2 separate regions of the Homo sapiens genome follow, and region 1 is linked to region 2. A link is a contact called in ENCODE Hi-C or POLR2A ChIA-PET data. All regions are on one chromosome and are shown on one strand. The core of a region is the stretch at or near the end of the contact, and the rest is flanking DNA. Distances in the headings are between cores, read along the strand shown. Region 1 holds the start of TEX22 (testis expressed 22). Region 2 overlaps PACS2 (phosphofurin acidic cluster sorting protein 2).

Evidence for each region. A loop is a pair of places that touch in the nucleus more often than their neighbours do. ChIA-PET counts read pairs that join two places held with the same protein, here RNA polymerase II (POLR2A). Pooled maps may share reads with other maps.
Region 1: a map of astrocyte of the cerebellum shows a loop between it and region 2 (15-fold over the local background). The contact joins the promoter of TEX22 here to the enhancer-like site in region 2. A Hi-C loop is called at or near these places in 1 of 168 maps with a recorded cell type or tissue (astrocyte of the cerebellum) and 6 of 50 pooled maps. POLR2A ChIA-PET finds 5 or more read pairs at or near these places in 1 of 52 experiments (activated B cell).

What each region holds. Positions count from the first base shown.
Region 1 is chr14:105,394,869-105,399,989 of GRCh38, reverse strand. It overlaps TEX22 (testis expressed 22), which reads right to left and starts at 1,452. Exons shown (of 4, transcript NM_001195082.2): 1 at 1,355-1,452; 2 at 500-688. The coding sequence starts at 649. It overlaps PACS2 (phosphofurin acidic cluster sorting protein 2), which reads right to left. Exons shown (of 25, transcript NM_001100913.3): 25 at 1,843-5,121. RefSeq lists enhancers at 341-851, 852-1,362 and a silencer at 1,030-1,939.
Region 2 is chr14:105,349,201-105,354,332 of GRCh38, reverse strand. PACS2 (phosphofurin acidic cluster sorting protein 2) reads right to left here. Exons shown (of 25, transcript NM_001100913.3): 3 at 1,866-1,955. Among named protein-coding and RNA genes, the nearest start is that of PACS2, 37 kb to the right of the region's middle. RefSeq lists an enhancer at 1,081-1,610. Within about 2 kb of position 1,697, at least 3 of the 41 ENCODE cell types and tissues checked have a DNase peak (open chromatin) inside an H3K27ac peak, as active enhancers do.

The sequences.
Region 1 (5,121 bases), core at 203-2,702, 46 kb before region 2:
ACTGTCCAGCAGTAGAGAGACCAGGAGATGCTTCCAGTTTGGGGAATCACAGCAGAGCCTCTCCCACTATTTTGTTTTGGTCAACTTTCAGTGACAAATCCTTCTCCTGACAGCTGCCCCACCTGGTTGGGAGGACACCACCCCCCCTGGGGACCTTGCTTTCCCTCCCGCTTCTTGCCACCTTCAGCCTGGGGTGGGAGGCACTGGGGAGAGCTAAGGGAAGTGTGTTGCCTTGCCTCCTTCCTGGCCTTGGAAGACCTCTCTACAGAGCCCAGCGGCCCACGGTTCTGGAAGCAAGAAGGGTGCAGGTCCACCTTGGTGCTCGTCCAGGGCCATGGGGAAGAGAGCCTCCTGAGTCCAGCCATCTGTTTCTCATCAGTCCCCACTCAGCCCTCCCCTGAGGCTGCTCATCACGACCAGCCTGGAGTTTTCAGAGACAGCGGCCTCAGGCGGGCTGGGGACAGGAGAGTAGCCTCGGCCAGGGTTTCCTTCCGCTTACCCAGTCCTGAGTCTGCAGTCCCTGCTGAACGCTGCTCTGGATACTGGGCTGGCCCCAGGCTGCTATCAGGCCCAGTGGGGGCCGCCTGTGCTCTTGGGAGAGGTGCGACTCCAGCTTCTTCCCCCGGGGGGACAGTTTCCTGCTGTCCATCTCTAGCCCTAGTAGGCTGCTTGTCCACACCTCTGAGATCTGGGGGTAGGAGCAGGGGGAGGTGGGGCGGGGCCCACAAGGCCACCCACGTGCCCACCAATACCTGAGTCCCTGGGGGCAGATGGTGGCAGTATCGCGGTCTGCTAGGGTCACCTTCCAGCCAAAGGTCAGGCATCACTGACCCCTCTGGGTGGAGTGGATCCCCCAGCTCCCGCCGCAGCTCTTCTCCACACCAGCCTCCCGAACTGTCCTCTCTGCCCCTGCCGACCCCACCCCGGGAGCCTGGAAAGCCTTCGGCAGCCTGCTGCACGGACTCCACGCCTCTGCCAGCCTTCTCAAACGTTCCAGGGGCATCAGCCCTCAGCCAGCACTGCGGGCACGCTCTCAGGGCCCGGCCTTGCTACGCCCGGGGCGAAGGAAAGGCCCAGAGCTCTTGCCACAGCCCCGCTTCCGACCCTGAGACCTCCCCTCCACGCGGCCCAGGCCTCGCCCCAGGCCCAGCCCGGAGCCCTTACGTGCCCGCCCTCTCCGGTGGGGAGGCGGGGTCTGCGCGGCCGGGGTCCGCGGAGGGACGGGGGAAGAAGGCTCAGGACACACGCTGGAGGCCGTGGGCACTCTGGGGTTCGGCGGGGGGGCGGGGTACACGGGAACGGCGGTCGGAGGTGGGGGGTACGTGGGCACCCGGAGACAGAAGGAGGGACAGACCCGCCGCGGATGGAGAGGCCACAGGGGGCCGCTGGAGTACACCGCGGCTTGAGGGGGCCCAAGGGGCCGGCGCCTCGCTCCAGAACGTCCGCTACGGCAAGCCCCGCCCCCACCGGTTCCGCTTCCGGTCTGCGCCGCGCCTGCGTTCTGGGCTCCGTTGCGGCGGGTGGGGGATGGGCGCGGTCTGGGGGTCCCCGGCGCATATCCGGGTCTATGGCCGCTACCGCCCCACGGGCCCTTCCGGGCGTCGGCCTCCGGGGTCTCCCGAAGCACAGACCTGAACTTGGGGTTTGTCGGCCAGAGCCCCTTTCGGCCCTGCGCCCTTCAAGCGGCGCGATGCCGCTGAGCCCCGGGCCACCTCCGCGCGCGCGGGGCCGCAGGGCTGGGGCGGGGCGACCCAGGACGGGGCGCGCGGGCGGGAGGGAGGCGCTGCTCCGCCGCGTGCTCCCAAGGGGTGGACGGCCGAGAGAATCACACTGCAGGCGGGGGCCGGCCCCTCCAGGTTTATTAGTGTTGCATCAGCACCTTGAAATAGTCCACACGGTCACATACGTGACATTAGAATCCGTTCCCCAAAAAGCTATTTACATTAATCCAGGGTTTCATTAAAAAAAACTAGCAACACATACATCCTAGAAACCAAACAATGCACAATGAACCGCATGGGGGTCTGCAGAAACTACAGTGGTGCTTCTTTGGCCCACAGGGTCAGATTCCAGAGGTGCCCAGCAAGCCCAGCTCTCAGTCCCCTACAGGCCACACACCCGCGGACGGCAGGACAGGTCTCGGGGAGGGGGCGGCCTGGCCCTCGGAAGAAGTGGCCTGGTCATTTTCATGAGGAATTCATTCCCGGAGGAAGGCGAGAGGCACTCAGGTCTTTCCATCTGGGAATGAGGACAGTGTGGCAAGGCTGCCAGTACCCTGCAGAGACACCCCCAGCTCTCACCCAGAGGCCCCTCTCCTGCCCCAGCTCTGGCCGAGGCACTGAACCAGGACACTGGCTTGCATGCCCAGAGACAGTGGCCAAGGGGACCAACATGGAAGAGGAAGGCAGCAGACCAGATTGCAGGGCGGGACTGGCCCACAGCTGGCCTGGGTGAGGGTGGGGTCTGTCTACGTAATAGTGGACAGTGGCCACCAGGCCTGAGGGGTGCCTCGGTGGTGACTGGTGGCTTAACCTTTGAGACTGATGGGGCTGAGCCCTAGCTCTACAAGGGGCTGCCTCCTGTCCTGTGAGGCCAGTCCAGGGCCAGGTTCTCGGGGGGTGTGCACACCTCACACACACATCCCCCGCCCTTACCGCACTGGCTGTCAGATGGCTTTGGTTTCTAGTTGTCCTTGGTGGGACAGAGTGCTCCTCCATGCACCCTCAGAACAGCTCTGTGAGGTAGGCAGGGAAAATGCGACCATCCTGTGTAACCAGTGGGAAAACCGAGGCACAGAGGGCTGGCATGGCCCAGGTCTTGTCTGCCCAACCTCCCTGGTGCTGGGCATGGTGTGGGGGATGGACCGTGGGGCTCCTGGGTGCAGGGCAGACCCACAGCCCAGCAGCAGCAGGGGCACAGGGAGTGCCACCAGAACCCCCAGCTGCTGGATGGAGACTCTGCCCATGTTCTCCCCTTGCGTGGCTAAGGATGGAGCTGTGCAGCCAGATGGGAGGTACGGGGTAGGCAGGAGGGCTCCAGGAAAGGGGCTGCCCACAGCCAGGATGCACTAGGCAGCCTGTGGCCCCTTCCTCTAAAACCTGCTCTGAGGCCAGAAAGCCACAGCAAGGATGTTTCCACCTTCATCTCCCTACTGAGTGTGACCCTTGGGAAAGAAACAGGAAGAGCAGGCAGGACGCGGTGACTCACGCCTGTAATCCCAGCACTTTGGGAGGCCGAGGCGGGTGGATCACTTGAGGTCAGGAGTTCAAGACCAGCCTGGCCAACATGGCAAAACCCCATCTCTACTAAAAATACAAAAAAAATAGCCAGGTGTGGTGGCACACGCCTGTAATCCCAGCTACTCGGGAGGCTGAGGCAGGAGAACTGCTTGAACCTGGGAGACGGAGGCTGCAGTGAGCTGAGATCATGCCACTGCACTCCAGCCTGGGCAACAGAGCAAGACTCCATCTCAAAAAAAAAAAAAAAAAAAAAGAAAAGAAACTGGAGAGCAGAAAAACAGATGCTCTGCAGCCCAGCTTGGGGGCAGCTGAACGAGTCAGTCAGGGTCCCACCTGTTGCCGGGGTCAGAGGCCATCAGCCCGGGGCTCACACCCTCACCGCAGACACTTCTCGGGGCAGAGCCTGAAGCCAGGATTCAATGGGAGACCTTCCTACCCTCTCCCCCACCCTGGGGTGTGCCCCAGGCTCCTGGTCCCAGGTGAAGGAGGAGTCCCTGGTGTGGAGGGGCTCTGGCTGGGAGGGGCTGGGGCTCTGCCTCCTGCACACAGGCTACCTCTGAGGCCTGAACCCAGGGAGCTGAGGCTGCACACCAGGCCACATCCTGGCCCCTCACCACAACAAAATCACCCTGTTCAGCCACCTGGGGGGGGCGGCCAGGAAGAGCAGGGCGGTCACAAGTAAGAAATGTGGGCCATCTCTCAGGCCAGCAAGGGTGGAGACCCCTCCAGCCCCGGCTCGAGGCCCACCCTGCCCTGCGTTTGCTTTCTGAGCATGGCCTTTTGCAGTGCTCCATCTTACGAAACCAGGCCAAGAGCCCCCAGGGTCGATCAGGACCCCTGGGAGGGCCCCAGCTTCCCCAGCTCCTCCTATGGAGACCCCACAGTGCAGGCTTACTGGGGAGAAGCAGGACTGAGGGGGCAGGTGTGGTCAGGGAAGCCCTCTCCTGCTGTGTGGAGGGCATGGAACCCACACACAACATGGGACCCAACACGCTCTGAGGACTGTGGCCTGGAGAGCCTCCCAGGCCCTGCACGGGGTACCTGGCTGCACCCACGGCTCCAAAGTGCCGGCCCCGCTGGTCAGGCCATCCCGCTGGAATCTTCATTGGCTACAGCGTTGCAGCAGGTGACACAAACACATCTGGACGCCTGCCCCATATTCACCAAAACCTGAATCTCAACCCAGATATCCCCATGGCTGACCTCAGACATACCCACTGGGGTGGAGGAAGTGGCCCCCACCTCAGGCCAACCCCAGCAGCATCTCACTATGTACCAAGCTGGGCTCTGGAACATTTTCTGGGGCCACCTGGGCTGTGGAGGCCCCTGTGCTTGCTAAGTTTGGGGCAGGGACTACACGCAGAAGCCTCATGGTGTTTCAAGAACAGCCTGAGAGTGGGGAAGGTGTGAGGCGGGGTGGGGCAGGGGCTGGGGAAGTGGGGGCAGGCTCTGCTGGCTCTGCCCAGCCCCAGGGGGACTTCAGAAGAGCAACATGTTTGGCAGCTACATTAGAACATGTATTGAAAAGCATTAAAAATATCTGCTGCTATAAAACCTCCGCCGCAGGCAGGAGTTTATTGGGAACCACGAGTGTGCGGTGCTGGGGGCATCTCTTAGGCGGGCAGGACGGCCCCCCCAGGCTCAACTCAGGACAACCCCAACGGGACTGAGCGGCCCCATGGCCCTCGGCCTGTGGCCACTGAGCTCCGCCTTCCCCGGGCTCCCTGAGGAAGCAGAGTCCTGACTTCCAGGAAGGACAGGACACAGAGGCAAGAACTCAGCCTGTGAGGCTCTGGGTGGCTCCTGAGGCCAGAGGACGCCTTCCGCGATCCATGGCTCAGCATCGTCCTTCTGGCTTCCCAGCCCCGGGCCGAACGTTCGG
Region 2 (5,132 bases), core at 448-2,947:
GTAGGGAGTTCGAGACCACCCTAGCCAACATGGCAAAACCCCATCTCTACAAAAATACAAAAATTAGCCGGGCTCACTGTCACCTCCACCTCCTGGGTTCAAGCAATCCTCCTGCCTCAGCCTCCCGAAGAGCTGGGATTGCTTGTGAACTCTGAGTTTCCCCTATCTTTTTAAATAGAAGAGCAAAATAGCCTTGACTCAGTAAGTGTTTTTTTGCCCTCGTTATTATATTCTCTCTTTTTTTTGAGATGGAGTCTCACTCTGTCCCCCAGGCTGGAGTGCTATGGCATGATCTCAGCTCACTGCAACCAACCTCCACCTCCCGGGTTCAAGCGATTCTCCTGCCACCTACCTCGGCCTCCCGAAGTGCTGGGATTACAGGCATGAGCCACCACACCCGGCCTTATATTCTCTTTATCATAGATAAGGAATGAAAAACTAGGCTGGGCATGGTGTCCCACGCCTGTAATCCCAGCACTTTGAGAGGCCGAGGCAGGCAGATCATGCAGTCAGGAGTTCGAGACCAGCCTGGCCGACATGGTGAAACCCCGTCTCAACTAAAGATACGAAAAATAGCCGGGCGTGGTGGCACATGCCTGTAATCCCAGCTGCTCGGGAGGCTGAAGCAGGAGAATCGCTTGAACTCGGGAGGTGGAGGTTGCAGTGAGCCAAGACTGCACCAGCCTGGGTGACAAGGAGAGACTCCATCTCAAAAACAAACAAACAAACAAAAAACAAAGAAAAAACAAAGAAAAACTCAACCTAATAAACAAATACAAATCTTCTAATCATTTAAGAATAAACCATAATCAACAGAAGATCTGCAGTAACGCAGGACACTGATGGCAATGATGAGACAAATGCTCTCACCCCAGGGGACAGTGATGAGGGGGCCCATCACCCCAGGGGACAGTGATGAGGGGGGGCCGTCACCCCAGGGGACAGTGATGAGGGGGGGCCATCACCCCAGGGGACAGTGATGAGGGCGCCCGTCTCCCCAGGGGACAGTGACGAGGGGGCCCATCACCCCAGGGGACAGTGATGGGGGGGCCCGTCACCCCAGGGGACAGCGATGGGGGTGCCCGTCTCCCCAGGGGACAGTGATGAGGGGGTGCCCATCACCCCAGGGGACAGTGATTGGGGGGGCCCGTCACCCCAGGGGACAGTGATGGGGGTGCCCGTCTCCCCAGGGGACAGTGATGAGGGGGTGCCCGTCACCCCAGGGGACAGTGATGGGGGGGGCCTGTCACCCCAGGGGACAGTGATGGGGGTGCCCGTCTCCCCAGGGGACAGTGATGGGGGTGCCCGTCTCCCCAGGGGACAGTGATGAGGGGGCCCGTCACCCCAGGGGACAGTGATGAGGGGTGCCCGTCTCCCCAGGGGACACTGATGAGGGGGGCCCATCTCCCCAGGGGACAGTGATGAGGGGGCCCGTCACCCCAGGGGACAGTGATGAGGCGTGCCCGTCTCCCCAGGGGACACTGATGGGGGGGCCCGTCTCCCCAGGGGACAGTGATGGGGGGGCCCGTCTCCCCAGGGAACAGTGATGGGGAGGGCCTGTCTCCCCAGGGTACAGTGATGGGGGTGCCCGTCACCCCAGGGGATAGTGATGGGGGGGCCCGTCACCCCAGGGGACAGGGATGACGGGGCCCGTCGCCCCAGGGGACGGTGATGAGGGGTGCCCGTCTCCCCAGGGGACGGTGATGAGGCGTGCCCGTCTCCCCAGGGGACACTGATGAGGGGGGCCCATCACCCCAGGGGACAGTGATGAGGGGGGCCCGTCTCCCCAGGGGACAGTGATGAGGGGGGCCCGTCTCCCCAGGGGACAGTGATGAGGGTGTCGTCACCACTGGTGAAAGACTCACCTGCAAGGAGAAGGTCAGGGCCAGGTCTGTCTCCACTTGTCCACTGGGGGGCAGCACAATCTCATGGGACCGCAGGATTCGTTTGGAGCCCTGTGATTAAGCAAGACCTGTTCTAGCTCAAAGGACTGCATATCAGCAGGAAACCAGGCAAAGACACCGTGACTCCTGCACTCTAAAACTGGCAGGATTGCAGCCCTGCAGTCTGGGGGTGGTAGGCACAGGCTGGGGTAATTCTCAGAGGTGCCCTGGCATCTTTCCCAAGAACCTTAAAAACATGGAGACCCTTCGGCCCACAGGTTCCACCTCCAGGAATCTGCCCTAAGACATGAGAGAGAAACCAGGAGCGGCTCCTGCTGAAGTTAACGCGATCACAAAACAGATTCCACGGCCAGGTGCAGCAGCACCTGACTGCGCTGCCCAAGTCTGTCTGGCAGAACAAATCTGGAGGCACCAAGCCTCTTCTGGTTTTGGTTTTGAGAGACAGGTCTCGCTGTGTTGCTCAGGCTGGACTTGAGCTCCCGGGCTCAAGCAATCCTCCTGCCTCAGCCTCCTAAGTAGCTCAGCCTTACAGGCATGTGCCTCCATGCTTGGCTTAAAGCATTTTTTTATTTTTTGTTTTTATTTTTTGAGACAGGGTCTCTGTCACCCAGGCTGTGGGGCAGTGGCTCGATCTCAACTCACTACAGCCTTGACCTCCTAGGCTCAGGCAATCCTCCAGCCTCAGCCTCCCTAGCACCTGGGACTACAGGCATGTACCACCACAAAAAAATATACAATAATTTTTGTATTTTGTTAAGAGACAAGGATTAGTCATGTTGCCCAGACTGGTCTCCAACTCCTGAGTTCAAGCAATCCACCCTCCTCGGCCTCCCACAGTGCTGGGATTAGGCATGAGCCACTGCACCTGGCCTAAAGCATTTTCTAAAAAGAAGAATGATCAGGCCTGACTGGTCCTCTCAGAAAGTAAAACATACAGAGATACAATACTTAAAATACGGAGATGCTGTCACAAAAATGAGGGTAGTAGAAGCCTAGATGTAGGTGCAGGAAATGCATGAGCACCTGAAAACACAGTTCATACCCAGTGAGCTTCAGGCCAGCAGGAGACATCACACGCACCTGCTAAATGGATAACGAGTCATTTGCGTGAAAGACAACAGGACCCCAACCGCAAACTTTATATCAAAATAGATTCCTAATGGATTGAACGTGCTTATCGCAGTGCTGTTTTAAATGGGACCATCCCAACAAGGATGAGCTTGGGGACCTCGTGCCCCGAGAAACAAGCAGCCGCTGCGGGGTCCCAGGCACAAGGTTCCCGGAGGCCGGCGCGCGGGACACAGTGGATGAGAGGTGCCAGGTGGCTGGAGGGCGGGCGGGGGTCCAGGACAGACAACGGGAGCCCGGGGCCAGCCCAGGTTCGGGTGGGAGCAGCGGGGCCTCAGGACAGGTGCGGGCGGCCCGCATGGCCGTACTCGGGCTCCATGAGACGTCCATGGCGGACTCTGGTCCTCCCCTTGTGCTGGGGCCTCACGTGCAGCGTGGCAAGAGGCAGCGCGGCTCTCCTCGGCCAGCCCTCCTGTCCCCTCTCCTCTCCCCAGCTGCCCCTGCGTTGTGGTCTGGACTCTCCCTGCTCCTCCCCTTGACCCTTCAGAGATGTTTCCCTGCAAATGTGCTCTGCGTCGGGTCCCTCTTAGCATTCCCCCCTCAGAGGACCTGCAGGGACCCAGCTGTGTCGGGAAAAGGACAGTGTGTGCCACCAGCCAGTGAGGCGAAGGTGCACGCCAGAGAAGGCTGAGGGGCAGGTGGGGCTGCGGGGCCAGGCTGGCTGCTTCCCCCACAGGGGGCCTGGGCGGAGAGGACACCCCAAGAGAAGCAGATGAGGAGCTGGGGTGATCAAGGGAGGCCAAGGGCCACGTGGCTGCTGAGCTGGGGTGGGCAGGGAGGGCATGGGCAGCCAGTCCATGCGCTACACAGAGGGGCTGGAGAGGTGGGGCTCTGAGGGGCCCTGGGGCCAAGCTCTCGGTCAAGACACAGGCTGGGGCAGGACCAGAGACAGGCAGAGGAAGGAATGGGGCCAAGGAACAGGGTCAGTGTGGGGTGGGGCCCCATGCCAGAGGTTAGAGGTCAACAGCACCAGACTCAGAAGTCAGTGAGGGGTCGACTCTTGCCTTCATGCCTTTCTGCATTGCTCTGAAGACCCAATGAGACCCTGACCCCTGCCCCCCAAGCCAAGAGGTCCAGACACAGCCTCACGGCCTGGTGGCAATGGCCCACAGAGAGCTCCCTGTTCCCCAGGGACGACCCGCAGCCAGACTGCAGCAGGTACTGGGCACCCTGGGCATGGCCACACCCATGGGCAGGACAGGCGGAGAGACGCTTCCATCCTGCTATCAGCCACGCACTCCTGGAAGTTCTTGGGGTCCTGCTATTAGCCACGCGCTCCCGGAAGTTCTCGGGGTCCTGCTATTAGCCACGCGCTCCCGGAAGTTCTCGGGGTCCTGCTATTAGCCACGCTCTCCTGGAAGTTCTCGGGGTCCTGCATTAGCCACGCTCTCCTGGAAGTTCTCGGGGTCCTGCTATTAGCCACGCTCTCCTGGAAGTTCTCCGGGTCCTGCATTAGCCACGCACTCCTGGAAGTTCTTGGGGTCCTGCTATTAGCCACACGCTCCTGGAAGTTCCTGGGGCAAGGCCCCACCACCCGGGGAACCTGGCCACCAGCACACGCCGCAGATGTAGGCTGCTGCTAATCCACGAGCATGTTCAGCGAGGAAAAGGGTTTCTCCAGACGTTTATTTAAGATGCAGTAGGTTTCACATAGTGGCAATTGACTGGGACAGACAACAAGCCTCAGGCCTCCTCGCACTCAAGACCCAGTGCTTGGCTGGTGACCTCAGCCACACTGGCCGAGGCTCAGGTGCTACTCTGCAGGTCGGGGAGACCCGGAGACCCCGTGTCAGAGCCACAGCAGGTGTCAAGAATCCGGCCAGCTGCAGGGACCTGTGTGGGGCCTTGGACATGGGCTCCAAGGGCAGGGCCCCATCCTCGAGGAGCTGATGGGCTGGGGTCAGGAGCACAACAGCCACTGAGACCCCACCCTGTCACGCTGGACGGCCACACAGAAGGACACTCCTGTATGCTGAGGACATGGGTGAGACTTGCCCATGAGTGGTGCCGGCTAGGGAGAGCCCGCTGGCGGTGGCCCTATACAGGCCACACACCTGGAACCGTATGACCCTGAAAGGGCAGGGGTGGCCCTGACAGTTG